Linked DNA regions of Homo sapiens: region 1 is linked to region 2. Evidence: chromatin loops called from intact Hi-C (ENCODE). Cell type or tissue: sigmoid colon. All regions are shown on one strand.

Region 1 (8,000 bases), 79 kb after region 2:
TATTATTTACCTTCTTTTTTAAAAAGAAAATAAATGCATCCCGAATACTGAAGATTCTCAAGTGATTATTGCTAATTGTCATATGGTCATCATTTCTCTCAGCTTTTAAATCATATTTACAAACTCGGTGGGTGATCTTTGACTTTGACAAGTCCTCAATGTCATTGTCATATCACAGTGGAAATGGTATTGACCCCACACCTCTGCCATACTGCAACTCAGTGACTAATCCCACAAAGACCCTCTGGGGCTCATAATGGTTGGATCACACTTTTCATTCAGGAAGTATATGCTTTCCCAGCCTGGCATGGATACAAATTTTGGTTGAGATAGTAGGAAAAAGCACGGTCATTTTCACTGAACTGAATTAAAAAAGCAGTCACAAGATGGTTGGGTGCAAATCCCTCTGGGGGGAGAAAAATGAAACAGAGACTCCTTGTGTCTCAATGACCCTGGTGCCCCAACATCAAGGTCTCATGTCAGGTTGGCGGTACTCCCGTCCTCCTCTCACTGCTCTTCAGCATCCTGCCAGATTGCTCCTGACACTGCTCCAGCCCAGGTTTAAGGAGGAAAATGTCACATTTTACACTCCTGAGGATTTCTCCCGGCAACCTTCTGCTCCATACCACACCACAGTCTTACTTCCCAGTGTACAGCCTAATCCCTACTCTTGCAACTTCCCGAGTAGCTTCTCCCAACCCCTGGATGTCTGGTCACTGAAGAAGAATGTCATCACAGAGCAGGAAGAGTTTATCACAGAGGATCAGGTAGAAGGACAGAAATGTTTTGCTATGTGTCTATTAGAAATTCTTCTTTACCAAGACAGTAAAAAACCAAAAGAAAACTGGGAAGCAGCAGATCTGGCTTCACCTAGTCAGAATGAGCTAGACTTACCTATGACCTGCAGTGTTGACCAGGACTGTCAGTTAAAACTAAACACATTTCACAGTGGCAGCCAGCCAAAAACATAAATTCTGCCAAAAACTAAACACTGCACAAGGTCTGCCTAGTTTCAAAACATCTATGCCAACCCCACAATACACAGTGTGCTGTGAGTGTGATTTTGCAGAACCGCTGCAGGGACAGTCTGAAGGAAGGGGGTCAGCTCTGAAGGCCAGCAGCTCTCTAGGTTTGGGGAAGGGTCTTGGGATTTCTCTTTACCTCCTATGACATAATAAAAGCCAGGTGTGGGGGGAATGTCTATTAAAAAGGGTCATTTGGTTGGGTCATATGCCCACTAAATAGCTTTAAGAAAGGAAGTTTTCAGAGAGCCCCGGGGGAAGCATGAGTAGTCTTTCTGGGTCACCTCTTTAAGATAGTTGAGGTTGCAAGTAAAAGCAAAGTATACCATTGTAAGAAGGCTTAGCTTAAGGAAATAAGGACTATTGTTTTGTTTTATTGCTTATTTTAAAATTAGATGAGTCTTAGAAAACATAACGGCCTCAGACTTGTGGATTTTGCATCCCAGGCTAGGAAAGGCATGATGACATTTGGGAACCACATGGATATATCTAATGGCTTGAGAGCGTGAGAATCCATCAATAAAGGGCATACATTGTCTAAGAATATAAATACATGTGCATATTTTACTGCCTGTGTTTAACAAATATATTTGAGACATTTCTCTGTGCTGGGTCCTGAGGGTGAAACAATGAACGGTTCTCTCTGAGCACTTAAAAATTTTGTGGGAGATGGAGACAAGCAAGTAGGAAGCTGTGGAGGGTGGGGTGAATGCTAGCAGAAGGACAAGCACAGAGCTCTGTTGGGGTGGAGAGGAGGGACATCTTACTCCATCATAGGGGGGCGGGGAGTCAAAGAAATCAAAGGACTTTCTGGAAGGATATGAAGGACTATGGGAGTCAATTTAATGGAGAAGAAAAGAAAGAATTAATAGTGAGCTTATTGGCCAGGAGCAGTGGCTCATGCCTGTAATCCCAGCACTTTGGGAGCTGAGGTGGGTGGATCACCTGAGGTCAGGAGTTCGAGACCAGCCTAGCCAGCATGGTGAAACCCCATCTCTACTGAAAATACAAAAATTAGCCGGGTGGTAGTGCTGTGCACCTGTAATCCCAGCTACTTGGGAGGCTGAGGCAGGAGAATGGCTTGAACCTGGGAGGCAGAGGTTGCAGTGAGCCGAGATCACGCCACTGCACTCCAGCCCAGGAGACAAGAGAGAAACTCCATCTCAAAAAAAAAAAAAAAAAAAGAGCTTCTTATAGTTGGATTCCTCTTCAATTCCAGATTAGAATTTCAGTTTTCATGCTCATCATAGTGAAGGACCCTGAACCAAGGTCTTCTTGATGAGACATTATTATGCAGCCCCACTTCAGCTGTTTCTTTTTCACAAAAGATACTGACTTCCTTCTCCCTGCTCCGTGCCAATGACCTGAATTACCAGCCTCAGATTGCAATCCTATTTCAAAGAGGACTTCCCTGCTGCCTTCAACTCCTGCTTAAACACAACTAGCCTGGAGGAGTCTGTTCTAGTTCTCCACCCATATGAAAAGACCAATCAGAGTATCAATGCCCTTTGGTAAATACTAAAGTAGTCACATCTCCGGGAAGCATAATTTGGATCTGCTGGGCAATCCGTGAGACATCATACCCTCCTCCGCAATCCTCTATTTCAACTTCTTTCCAAAAAGCTCATGACAATCAGGTCCTATTAGGCTTTGTGATTGAAGCTATGTAAGTTAAAAGCCAAGTGTGGTGGTGTCTCTGTAGTCCAGATGCTCAGGGAGGCTGAGGGAGGAGGATCACTTGAGGCCAGCAGTTTGAGGCCATAGTGCACCATAATTGTGCCTGTGAGTAGCCATAGCTCTCCAGCCTGGGCAACATAGCAAGGCTCCATCTCTAAAAATAAATAAATTAATTAAAAACTAAGTAAATTATGAAGCTTAATTCAGTGTTTTGTTGTTGTTGTTGTTGTTGTTGTTTTTGAGACGGAGTCTCACTGTCCCCCAGGCTGGAGTGCAGTGGCACAATCTCGGCTCACTGCCAGCTCCGCCTCCCGGGTTCACGCCATTCTCCTGCCTCAGCCTCCCGAGTAGCTGGGACTACAGGTGCCCGCCATCACGCCCGGCTAATTTTTTTTTTTTGTATTTTTAGTAGAGACGGGGTTTCACCGTGTTAGCCAGGATGGTCTCGATCTCCTGACCTCATAATCCGCCCGCCTCGGCCTCCCAAAGTGCTGGGATGACAGGTGGGAGCCACCGCGCCCGGCCCAATTCAGCGTTCGATATTTGAAGACGATCTGGGTCAGAGGAGACCGCATGAAAAAAGAGTTTGGGGTTTTAGGGCAGTAAAGTTTACCAACTAACACCTGCGGACTTGCCCTCTCTTATTTCCCCACTAAAATGTGTATAAGTGCACAAGAGGAGGTGCAGAAATGGCAAAATTAAAGCCGAGACTACTGACTGTGGGCTGTCTCCCTGTGGGAAGACTTTCTCATCCTTGGCTAGGATGGCCTAACCAGGGGAGGCTTTTAACCAGGTTCTGACAACTGGAGTTACTTCAATTCCTTTGATCTTTTTTAAAAGTTAGTATCTCGGGCCCGGGCCAGGCCCAGTGACTCACGCCTGTAATCTCCGCACTTTGGGAGGCTGAGGCGGGCAGACTGCTTGAGGTCTGGAGGTCAAGACCAGCCTGGCCAACATAGTGAAACCCCGTCTCTACTGAAAATACAAAAATTAGCCGGGCGTGGTAGTGGGCGCCTGTAATCCCAGCTACCCGGGAAGCTGAGGCAGGAGAATCGCTTGGAGAATCACTTGAAGCCAGGAGGCAGAGGTTGCAGTGAGCCGAGATTGTGCCATTGCACTCCAGCCTGGGCAATAAGAGCGAAACTCTGTCTCAAAAAAAAAAAAGTAATATCTCAAAATATGTATTTATCTTCCAATATGTGAAATAATCCTGTATGAAAAACATGCAGTATTTATTTCACTCATCTAGACCCCAAATTCATGTTCCTCAGTAGCAAACACATACAATTCTTTCGATTTTTCTACTGGTATATAACCAACATGTTTGATATTTTCATTTAGAGAGATTATCTATTGTCTTCCACTAAAGACGATGAATATTTAATTGCTCTTACATTCTCCCCACCTCCAGAGTGGGGGGAAGAAGAGATACATCTTCTTCCTCTCTTCCATCATTTCCAGACTCTCAATAGGAGAATTCTGTTTGCATTATGATTGTACATGCTACCTAATGTTCACGAACTAAATTCTGCAGTGTGCTAGGATTATATTTATTTTCTTGCACAAAACTTTGGTTTTCTGGAGATTTTTGTTTATTTATTTATTTTATTTTTGAGATGGAGTTTTGCTCTTGTTGCCCAGGCTGGAGTGCAGTGGCGCCATCTCGGCTCACCGCAACCTCCGCCTCCCGGGTTCAAGCAGTTCTCCTGCCTCAGCCTCCCGAGTAGCTGGGATTACAGGCATGCTCCACCATGCCCGGCTAATTTTGTATGTTTAGTAGAGATGGGGTTTCACCATGTTGGTCAGGCAAGTCATGAACTCCCGATCTCAGGTGATTCGCCTGCCTCGGCCTCCCAAAGTGCTGGGATTACAGGCATGAGCCACTGCGCCCAGCTGAGATTTTTATTTTTTGTTTGCTTGGCTTGTTACGTGGTTGTTAGCAATTCTTCTTCCACAAAAACTCTGATAGACAAGGTACAACACATCCTCAGGAAGTCAGACACACCAGGTAATCTATGAGGCCCATCTTATACATGTTACTCCCAGAACCCTCTCTCCTCCAGCTCCAATCTGGGCTGGCTGGGTAACGAACAACACTAAACTCAGCGGCTTTATACAACATCCATTCTATCATCTCTCACGGTTCCATAGGTTGCTCAGCTGAGCAATTCTGACTAGGGTATCAAGACCTCAAGACTCCCTCCATCTCATCAGGCCTCAGGTGGCTCCATGTGGTGAGCTTGGGCCTCCTCATAGAATAGCCATCTCAGGGTTATTAAACTGTTTGGCTTTCTCCAGTATTCAAAAGCCAAAGGTACCAGATTTCTCAATGTTTGGACCTCAAAAGTCCCAGAATGTAATTTCTACTCAATTCTATTGTTCACAACAGTCACAAAGCTAGTCCAGACCTAAGAGAAGAAGGAATAAGCCCCACCTCTTCCCAGAGTCATAGGAAAGCCGCATTGCAAAAAAGGATGTGAGATGGGGGACTACATGATCAGCTATAGCTGTGTACCTTGTAATTCATGAAACCTCCCTCTCCCATCATTTTGATAGTTTCCTTTACCATCATCTAGAGCACATTTTCCAGTGTGGTGGTCAATAGGCACATGAAGTTATTTAAATTATTATTATTATTATTGAGATGGAGTCTCACTCTGTTGCCAGGCTGGAGTGCAGTGGCATGACCTCAGCTCACGGCAACCTCCACCTCCTGGGTTCAAGTGATTCTCCTGCCTCAGCCTCCCGAGTAGCTAGGACTACAAGCTCATGCCACCACGCCCAGTTAAGTTTTGTATTTTTAGTAGATACGGTGTTTCACCATGTTGGTCAGGATGGTCTCCGTCTCCTGACCTCGTGATCCACCCTCCTCAGCCTCCCAAAGTGCTGGGATTACAGGTATGAGCCACCACTCCCAGCCAGAAGATGTCTTTACCTATTCTGTGATAGAATCATTATTCACTTGGTCCCACATCTTTCTCTTTATAGTTTTATTCCTTTACTTTAGTGGAACACATCAATAAGTATATTCTAAGAAATGCCATATAGGTATCAATTTTTCAGATGTTATATGTCTGTATATGTCTTTATTATTCTTATATTAATTAAAAATGTTAAACTTTTACGTTAGCTTCAGGGGTACACGTGAAGGTTTGTTACATAGATAAACTCATGTCACGGGGGTTTGTTGTACAGATTATTTTGTCACCTAGGTATTAAGCCCAGTACCCAATAGTTACCTTTTCTGCTCTTCTCCCTCCTTCCACCCTCCTCCACCTCGGAGTCTGTTGTGTCCTTCTTTGCATGTATAAGTTATCATTTAGCTCCCACTAATAAGTGAGAACGTGTGGCATTTGGTTTTCTGCTCCTGCATTAATTTGCTAAGGATAATAGCTTCCCGCTCCATCCATGTTCCTGCAAAAGGCATGATCTCATTTTTTATGGCTGCATAGTATTCCACGGTGTGGTGTATATGTACCACATTTCCTTTATCCAATCCGTCTAAATGGGCATTTAGGTTGATTCCATGTCTTTGTTATTGTGAATATGTGGCAATGAACATTTGCCTGTATGTGTATTAATGGTAAAATGACTTATATTCCTCTGGGTATATACCCAGTAATGGGACTGCTGGGTTTAATGGTAGTTCTGCTTTTAGCTCTTTGAGGAATCGCCATAGTGCTTCCCACAATGGTTGAACTAATTCACACTTCCACTAACAGTGAACAAGATTTCCCTTTTCTCCGCAACCTCACTAGCATCTGTTATTTTTTGACTTTTTAGTAATAGCCATTCTGACTGGTATGAGATGGAATTTCGTTGTGATTTTTGACTTGCATTTTTGTAATGATCGATGATATCCATCAGTGATTAAAATTTTGAAAAGATTACATTTTGGGGGAAACATTTTCCCCAGGGTTTTGAAGGCATTGCTCTATTCTCTTTAAGCTTACAGTGTTGCCTTGAGAAGTTGGTAGACCTTCTGATTCCCACCCTTTATATGTGACTCTTCTCTCTATATATCTTAAAACATTTAAGATTAGGAAAATCATCTTCATTGTTCTGAAATTTTATAAGGATATGACCTGACAGTCATTTTTCACTTATGACATTGGATGCTCAGTGGGCCTTTTCAATCTGGACAGTCATGATCTTCAGTTCTAAAATGTGTTCTATGTAATTTATTTTATAATTTTCTTTTCATCATTTTCATGACAGGACCCCATATGTCAACATCAATAGGTCTTTTTTCTTTGACACAGTATGTTTCTTTAGAAAGGTGTTAAATTTATTTAACAAGTAAACATATTTAACAAGTAAATTTAACACCTTTAAAGTAAGATGCCATTGGCCTGAGGCAGTCCCCACACCTTGAGTTTCTACTTAATGAACTGCAACCAAAGCCAGCAGACAAATGAACCAAGATCTAACTATGTATTTCTTGTAACACATAGTAGGGTCTCAGCCAACTACAAGCAGCCAAGTTTAAGCCAGTCACGGGCTGTCAACTGATCAAACCATGTCCAAGGAAGACAAATGCCTAGCTGTAACCCATAAAACTATTTCTGTATAACACTTCCATTTTCAGTCTATAAATACCATTCATGTTGTGAAATGAAGCATGAAGCTCTCTGAACCACTTCCGGTTCTGGTTCTGAGTACTGCCTGATTCATAAACAGTTCTTTGCTCAAATCGACTCTGTTAATTTTTATGTTATTTTATTTACTTATTTATTTATTTTTGAGACGAAGTCTCGCTCTGTCACCCAGGCTGGAGTGCAGTGGTGTGATCTTAGCTCACTGCAACCTCCACCTCCCAGATTCCAGAGATTCTCCTGCCTCAGCATCCTGAGGAGCTGGGATTACAGGCACGCACCACCACATCTGGCTAATTTTTGTATTTTTAGTGGAGACAGGGTTTCACCATGTTGGCCAGGCTGGTCTCGAACTTCTGACCTCAAGTGATCCGCCCACCTCGGCCTCCCAAAGTGCTGAGACTACAAGTGTGAGCCACCGGGCCTGGCCAATTCTGTTAAATTTAACTTGTCCAGAGTTTTCTTTGGTTTGTTTTGGCTTTTTGAGTTTTGCTCTAACAAAGAATAAAGCCCATACTGTCTTATTTGAAGTATGTGCTGCTCTTGCTGGCATCCTGGGAGCAGAGCAGGAGGATAGCAGTTGGATTCAATAGGTAAAATTTTGTTAATTTTTCTTCTTCTTTTCTTTTTTTTTTTTAAATTCTGGAGCCCTCCACACACCCCTCCCCTTTTCCCCTCTCAACCCCTTGGCCACCTTCACTTGTGC
Region 2 (8,000 bases):
ATAATGGAAGGAAGCCTCTTTTACATGATTTCATAAATAGTTAAGTGGAAATTATCCAAATCGGCAGCACACCAGTTAGATTCTGGGAGGCATTTGTTTGATGATTCTTAAAGCCATATTAACATAACTGAAACCTAGCACTTCCCAGAGTGTACTTAATGGATTTCAATACAAATTCTTTGCAAAAAAACAAAAACAAAAAAATCAGCCAAAATTTTGGAAAGGGCTGGCTTAGGCAAAGTTAAGCAGGTTTCTTTCATTTTTAGACTTCTTAAAGTTTAAATAGAGAGTTTTGACAAGTAAGTTTCTTTTTTTTTTTTTTTTTTTTTTTTTTTTTTTTTTTTTTTTTGAGACGGAGTCTCGCTCTGTCGCCCAGGCCGGACTGCGGACTGCAGTGGCGCAATCTCGGCTCACTGCAAGCTCCGCTTCCCGGGTTCACGCCATTCTCCTGCCTCAGCCTCCCGAGTAGCTGGGACTACAGGCGCCCGCCACCGCGCCCGGCTAATTTTTTGTATTTTTAGTAGAGACGGGGTTTCACCTTGTTAGCCAGGATGGTCTCGATCTCCTGACCTCGTGATCCACCCGCCTCGGCCTCCCAAAGTGCTGGGATTACAGGCGTGAGCCACCGCGCCCGGCCGACAAGTAAGTTTCTTAATGGTGTATAATTTGTGTAACATTTCTTAAATTTATTTGCTGAAAGGACTTATTTTTTTCTTGGAATGATTTGAAGGGTTATTGTTCTCTTGGGAAATTCTACACTAATCAGGGTGGGACTAGGGTGAGGCAAGTGAGGCGCTAGCACCTGCACAACGTGAGAGCAAGCACCTCCTTAAATTGCACACCCTGGGTGCTTCATGGCTTGTACTAGTCCCAAACCTGGCTCTAAACCATGGGCAGTGGCACAGGCTAGCCAGGGAGAGACTTCTGAGTTTACGCGTGAAGCTATACCACAACATGTCTGCCGCAACCAGCCAGCTACCCAAACATTTCCTGAACAAATGAATTCCAACTAAAATGAAGAGGTATTGTCCCTGACTACTGGGATCAGTAAACAAACGATATCATGGAACAGTGCACTGTGAAACAGTTACCAGTCCCAGGGAAAGACTCCAAATACATGGAGAATAGCGAAGATCATCAACACTATGCCAACCACCAGGAATAAACATCCAAACACTTCTGTCCATTGCATTTTGGTACTGACGTTGCCAAGGAAAACAAAGCAGTCAAGCACCAGATGGGACAACGCTTTACTTACACAGAGAAGAGACAGAGCCAGATCAGCTTCAATGGCATGTCAGTCCTCCGTGGCCAGAGGGTTCCCACCCCACAACCCCTGGCATCCAAGTAGGGCAATTTACCTAAACACACTCCTCTCCCATCACAACAGAAGGACTCTGACCCCTACCCCAAGGAATATGAAATACAGAAAACTGGAGACATGCCTGAGGGTCATTGACATACATACTTAAGCAGAACTAAGGGATACTCATTGAGCCTGAAACAGGGAAAAATAGTCCCACACTTGGTAAGGAAGTGTTCCAGGCTCATGGCCCATTCTTATGTGGCCAAGGAGGGTCAGAAGACTGTACACGAGACTGCTTTTCTCAGCAGATATCAACATAGTTATTCTGTGACTGAGCCCTTTTAATTCACCCTGTGGTGTGTGCATGAGTACGTGTACACACACACCATCTAGAATATGAAACTGCAGGCTTTCCTTGGTCCAGCACAGTCATGTGTGACTCTTCCTGGCTAAATGCTGATGAACCTAAAGGGAGCATGGCTCGTTCCCCACAGTGCCCCTGTTACATGCCAGGACTTGAGGAATGATTAGAGTCCTGAGTTCAAGCTGAGAGGTAGTTGCCCTCCTCTATAGAATACGCCCTTGGCTTCTACTTCCCCATGGATGGAAGGTAAATCCTCAACAGGGTGCCACTTGAGGATCAGGAGATCTTGTATCTGGGAGCGGCTCCACTCCACAGTTCCCCACCACTCCTACCCCTATGTGGCCTATCCATTCTTTTTCTTTTATTATCTCAAAGTTTCTGTGAGTCAGGGGTTTGGACTTGACTTGGCTATATTTTCTGCTTCAGAAATTCATAAAGTTGCCATCAATGTATTGGCTAGGGCTGAAGTCTCACCTCAAGGCTCAGCTGGTGAAAGATGCACTTCTAAGTTGACATGGTTGTTACCAGAATTCAGTTCCTTGTAGGTTACAAGACTGATGGCCTCAGTTTGTTGCTAACTATAAGCTAGAAGCCTTCCTCAGTTCCTTGCCACACAGGCCTCTGTACAGGGCAGCGTACAATATAGAAACTTATTCCATCAAAACCAGAAAGGGAGAGAGTTTCCTAGAAATATAGACATTAAAATGTTATGTAACATAATCCAGGAAGTGACATTCTGTCATTTTTGCAATACTCTATTTGTTAGAAGCAATTCACGAGTCGTGCCCATACTCAAGGGAGGGAATCACATAAGAATGTGAATACTGGAAGTTAGGGAGAATTGGGGCCATCTTGGGGAATGTTTTCAAAGTCCAGGGAGCTTACAAATATGCCTTGGTTTATATGTTCTGCATTTGCAAGGTCTTATTTTAAGCCAGTGGTGGGTAGCTCACTAGAGCCTTCTGTGGTTTCTCCTAAGCAGGGACACACAGCTTTGTGCATGTGTATAGGCTTCCAGATGACCAGGTGTAAGTGGGATCTCAACAGGGTTCCTTTTGTCCGTCTCATTTAGCTAAATCTTCCTGTTACATTTCTGGCTGCTTTGCTGTTCTGTGAAATCTCCCAACTAGGACGGACCTGAGGCTGATGTTATCCTTCCCTGTTTATGTTACGTTTGCCACTCGTAGCTTTCTTGTTTTCAACAAGAGGATTTTCCACTATCTGCTCCAAATGCTGCAAGTTCTCCTCTAGCAGGGAGCAGAGCTTCCAGGCATTATGATCTGTCCTGCCTGTCTGGATGGAACTTCTGCTCCATACTATTGGTGAGTGGGGGTGCAGAGATGGGAAAAATTCCTAGCTAAAATGTCACAGTAGATTTTCTCAGATAAGTGCTTCTAAATTTTGTTATATGTTCTTTGGTCAATTCCCAAAGTCTTTAAATAGTAATTTTTGGCAAATTGTTACAGTTTTAACACTGCTTTATGCAACAGTTTTTCAACTTCATCACCCAGCCATTCAGAAATTCCTGTCTCCAGACCTACAGAATCAGAAACCACATTTTAAAAATAGTTTCATGTGATTTGTATGCATAATTCGCTTGAGAAACAGTAGTCTGGGTGATTTTCAGAAATTCCAAATGAGAAGCATTCAAATATGTACTGATATCCAAGATCCTCAGTTTGGAGGTTTCAGTACTATTTATTGTGGGATTAAGAAAAATTGAAAACACAATGCTTGTTTCTAGAATGTTAAATAGAAAAGTGTAACTATTTTCCCCATATATTAGAAAAAATACCGTGCATATTACACTTACCCCAAATATACAAAAATAATAATTTATAGTTATTAGTGGGATAGAGAGGAGTATAATCCTATCACCATAGGGGATAAAGTACCTCAACTCATAGTCCAATGCAGTATCTTGAAAATGAAAACAATAGCACTGTAACTATAGGAGTACAATAAGAACTGAACTGATTAAATGTTTACCCAATTCATTAGAAAATTCTATTGACTCTACCTTTAAAACCCATCTTGAATTTGTGGATATAATTGGTGTATCTGTTCAGTTGCCACTTGGTTGCCTACACCTGAAAGGCAATACGGTGGAGCCAATCAAATTACAATTGACCCTTGGACAGCATGGGTATTAGGGGTGCCAACACCCCTTGTAATTGATAGTCCGTGTATACTTTTTTTACTTCCTCAAAACTTCACTACTAATAGCCTCCTGTTGACTGGAAGCCTTATGGATAACATAAACAGTTCATTAACACATATTTTGTATTTTATATGCATCACATACTGTATTCTTTAAAAAAGTAAGCTAGAGAAAAAATGTCATTAAGAAAATTATAAAAAAGAGAAAATATATTTACTCTTCATTAAGTGGAAGTGGATCATCATGAAGGTCTTCATCCTTGTCTTTACACTGAGTAGGTGAGGAGGAGGAAGTGGGGGGTTGCTTTTACTGTTTCAGGAGTGGCAGAAGCAGAGGGAAATCTACATACAAGTGGATCTGTGTTGTTCAAACACATGTTCTTCAAGGGTTAACTGTCATTGACATCGAATCACCTTCATTCTTTCTAGCTTTGAGCAAGTTAGTAACTTCTCCATGTTTGTGTCCTCATTTATATAAGGAGGATAAAAGTATTTCACTTATAGGAAGCTGTGAGAATTAAACGAGTTAATATGTAAAAGGTTAAAAACAGGGTCTAGCCCTCAGAAACACTGTGTAGGCATTTGCTTTTATTACTCTCCAGTGTTACCAACATAGTCTGAGTCACTTTGATTTATTGTCTGTATTACTTAACAACACACTGTCTATCTGGCCTTTCTCCTTCTACTTTTGTTTCCTTAGGGTCTGTTATCCATCCTGTTTTCATGATGATCCTTTAAAAAATGTATAGGCCAGGCATGGTGGCTCTCGCCTGTAATCCCAGCACTTTGGGAGGCCGAGAGGAGCGAATCACTTGAGGTCAGGAGTTCGAGAGCAGTCTGGCCAACATGGTGAAACCCCGTCTCTACTAAAAATACAAAAATTAGCTGGGTGTGGTGGCGCATGCCTGTAATCCCAGCTACTTGGGAGGCTGAGGTGGGAGAATTGCTCCAACCTGTGAGGTGGAGGTTGCAGTGAGCCGAGATCTTGCCATTGCTCTCCAGCCTGGGCGGACAGAGTGAAACTCTGTCTCAAAAAAAAAAAAGTATGTAACTCTTTTTACTTTCTTGTGGCTGCAATGTACTAGAGCTGGCCAGCGCTGACGTAGGAGAGAGCCAGTGGTGCTCATCTCTTACTAACTCCGCCTCCAGTGACTTCACTTTAGTATACTGAAATTGGCCATGGTAGGATATACACACCATGGAGTTTGGCAAATGCTACAGATCACTTTCTTTTCCCTGGAAAGCTGTTTTTAAAACATTTACCAGCATACCACTAACTGATACCCTCCAAAACTTTTCACAACACTTCCAATAAGGTCTGAATTCCATCCTCTGTCCTACAAGGCCCTGAATGTTCTGAACCGTGCCTTCGTCTCAAACTTTATTTCCTTTCTCTTTGCCTTGCTAAGTGCTCTCTAGTAAAATAGTTCTTGATCCCATCCCATCACAGGGCCTGAAAGCCTCCTCCTCATTCTCAGGGATTTCTTTTTTTTTTCAAATTTCTGCTCAAATATCATATCCTTTGAAAAGTCTTTCCTGACCATTTTACCTCTGTCACTCTCTATCTCCCTATTCTTTGTTTTTCTTTATAACCCTTATAATTCTTTTATTATATTACCTATGTAAACATTTACTTACTACCCATTAGAATATAAGCATGGTGGTTCACCCCCGTAATCCCAGAACTTTGGGAGGATAAAGTGGCTGGAGATACCTTGGGCTCAGGAGTTCCAGACCAGCCTGGGCAACATGGTGAAACCCTTTCTCTACAAAAACACCAAATATTAGCCTGGTATTGTGACTTGTGTCTGCAGTCCAAGCTACTTGGAAGGCTGAGGTGGGAGAATTCCCTGAACCCAGGAGGCCGAGGCTGCACTGAGCCGAGATCATGCCACTGTACTCCAGCCTGAGGGATGGAGTGAGACCTTGTCTCAAAAAAAAAAAAAAAAAAATTATAAGATCAAGTACTTCATCTGTTTGTTCACTCTTCACTATGGACTACTCACTGTTCAGAGGAGTCCCTGTTGCACGCAAGTTACCCAATAAATCATCATTAAATAAATGAATAAATTAGTGCTTCAGTATAAATGTATGACTTTGTTTAACCCCTAGCACACGAGGAGAATATTTCCCCTTACTCTCGCCAACAATAGTAAGCTTTTAACGTTTGCGTGAGCAACAGAAAATGCTAAATGGCACTTACCGTGGGCTGGGTACTGTTATAGGTACTACATATATGAAAACTTATTTCATCCTTACAACAATCCTTTTACTGATGACAAAACAGAGAAGTTGAATAACTTGCCTGTGGACCGTGTAGCTAGTAAATGGTAGAATGAAGTTGCAAACCTTAAGCCCATGTTCTTAATCATTTTACTTTACAATTTCATTATTCCATTAAAAATGCTACCTATGACCAGGAGAGGTGGCTCACGCCTGTAGTCCCAGCACTTTGGGAAGATCACTTGAGGTCAGGAGTTCGAGACCAGCCTGGCCAACATGGTGAAACCCCGTCTCTACTAAAAATACAAAAAATAGCTCAGTATGGTGGCGGGCTCCTCTAATCCCAGATACTCAGGAGGCTGAGGCAGGAGAACCCTTGAACCTGGGAGGCGGAGGTTTCAGTGAGCTGAGATCGTGCCATTGCACTCCAGCCTGGACGACAAGAGCGAAACTCCTGTCTCAAAAAAAATGCTACCTATTGTTATTTTATTTTGCATTGCTTCTACTACTGGTGTGTGTGTGTGTAAGAGACTTTTGTATATTTAATGACCATTTGTATATTTTAATATAAAATACAACTGCAGGTTCTTTGCTCTTCATTTTTTTCCAACATAAGTTGGGATTTTGATCTTCCTCTGATTTATTCATAAGAATCTTTTATATTTATATTTCAGGGCTACTAAATCTTTGTCAATGGCGATTTTTCTTTGACGAATAAAACAATTTTTATATAGTCAAATGGAGCAATTTTTTTTCTTTTAGACTTTCGGGCTTTAATGATGTGTTAGCAAATGCTTCCCTATGATTTAATTTTTATGTGATAATTTCATTTTTAAAATAATCCTTTGCCTTTAAAAAATATATAACGTGACTTTGAATCAGACCAACTATCCCAGTAGTCTCCAACATGGCTGTACATTAGCATCTCCCATGTGTCTGAGTCAGATCCTGAACCAACTGAATCAGAATTTCTGGAGTTAGATCCTGCATATCTTTACATTTCAGATGTGAACCCCAATGATATATCTTTCTTTCTGATGTTTCTTTTTTGTATACTAGTAAAATAATCACCCAATCAGGGATATGATGTACTGTAACCTTTCTTCACCTGACAGTATATATTAAGTTTTGTTATCAGCATTATTGCAGTGTTGTAAAAGTTGTCTGCAAGTTTTCTTCTTCTGCTACCTCCTGGGACAATTTAAGTTGTAAAATGATTTCTTTTATTCTTATTCATCTCTACATTTAAAAATATCTCTTGTGTTAATTCCGGCAATTTGTATTTCTATATAGAAATTATCTCCATTAAAACTTTAAAATATAGTTCTAGATTTTTTGATTCCCCCAGTATTTTTGGTTTTCAGTTAGAGCCCTAGCAAGTCTATATAAAATACACTGAGGATGGTAATCTGATGGGGTTATGGTGGGAGCTATTCTTAGACTTGTATGGAAGCTCTGTTTGCATAGCATTTTATCTGAATTTGAAGAAAGATCCATTGTCTGTGTCAAATATTAATATTCCAGAGATGTACACAAAGCAGATTTTCATGTATTCACTGTCTCTTTTCAAGGATATGGCTTCCCCTATAACTCCTAGATAGGATCTGGAAAGGAATACAATTCTAGTCCCTTAATAGCATTAAAAGTAGGAAGAAAGATGTTTCAAAGTGAATGAGTCATGTAATGTTTGCCATTGTTTTTACCCTCACTTTCTATAATATGTACCATAAATCTCTATTTCACTTTGAGACGAATTGTGTCTTCTATACATTTTTTCCTGAATAAAGAAATGCCTGTCTTATTATCACAGATTGGCTCTTTGTGTTGTTAAACCTTTACAAAAAAGAAAAAAAAAAAGGCTTTTTAAAATAGAGAAAATACAGAGTATCTGTAAGACTCCTTTCAACTATTATTTATATGCAAATAAATATCTACAATTACTCCTGC

What was found. Peaks named below come from ENCODE experiments on the same cell type or tissue, not always from the same donor. Only the 100,000 strongest peaks of a DNase experiment are listed, where the experiment ranks them.
Region 1: a loop joins it to region 2, with 3 times the contacts of the local background. A loop is called at or near these places in 5 of 110 quality-filtered maps.

The regions. Positions count from the first base shown.
Region 1 is chr15:94,014,803-94,022,802 of GRCh38, reverse strand. The region is part of intron 2 of LINC01581 (long intergenic non-protein coding RNA 1581); the gene reads left to right. Among named protein-coding and RNA genes, the nearest start is that of LINC01581, 89 kb to the left of the region's middle. In sigmoid colon, no CTCF peak of the experiment used is centred here; DNase peaks (open chromatin) are centred at 962 and 3,542.
Region 2 is chr15:94,094,249-94,102,248 of GRCh38, reverse strand. All of the region lies in intron 1 of LINC01581 (long intergenic non-protein coding RNA 1581), which reads left to right. LOC105369203 (a long non-coding RNA gene) reads left to right here and starts at 2,813. Exons shown (of 4, transcript XR_002957694.2): 1 at 2,813-2,992. In sigmoid colon, no CTCF peak of the experiment used is centred here; a DNase peak (open chromatin) is centred at 4,918; H3K4me3 peaks cover 1,535 bases.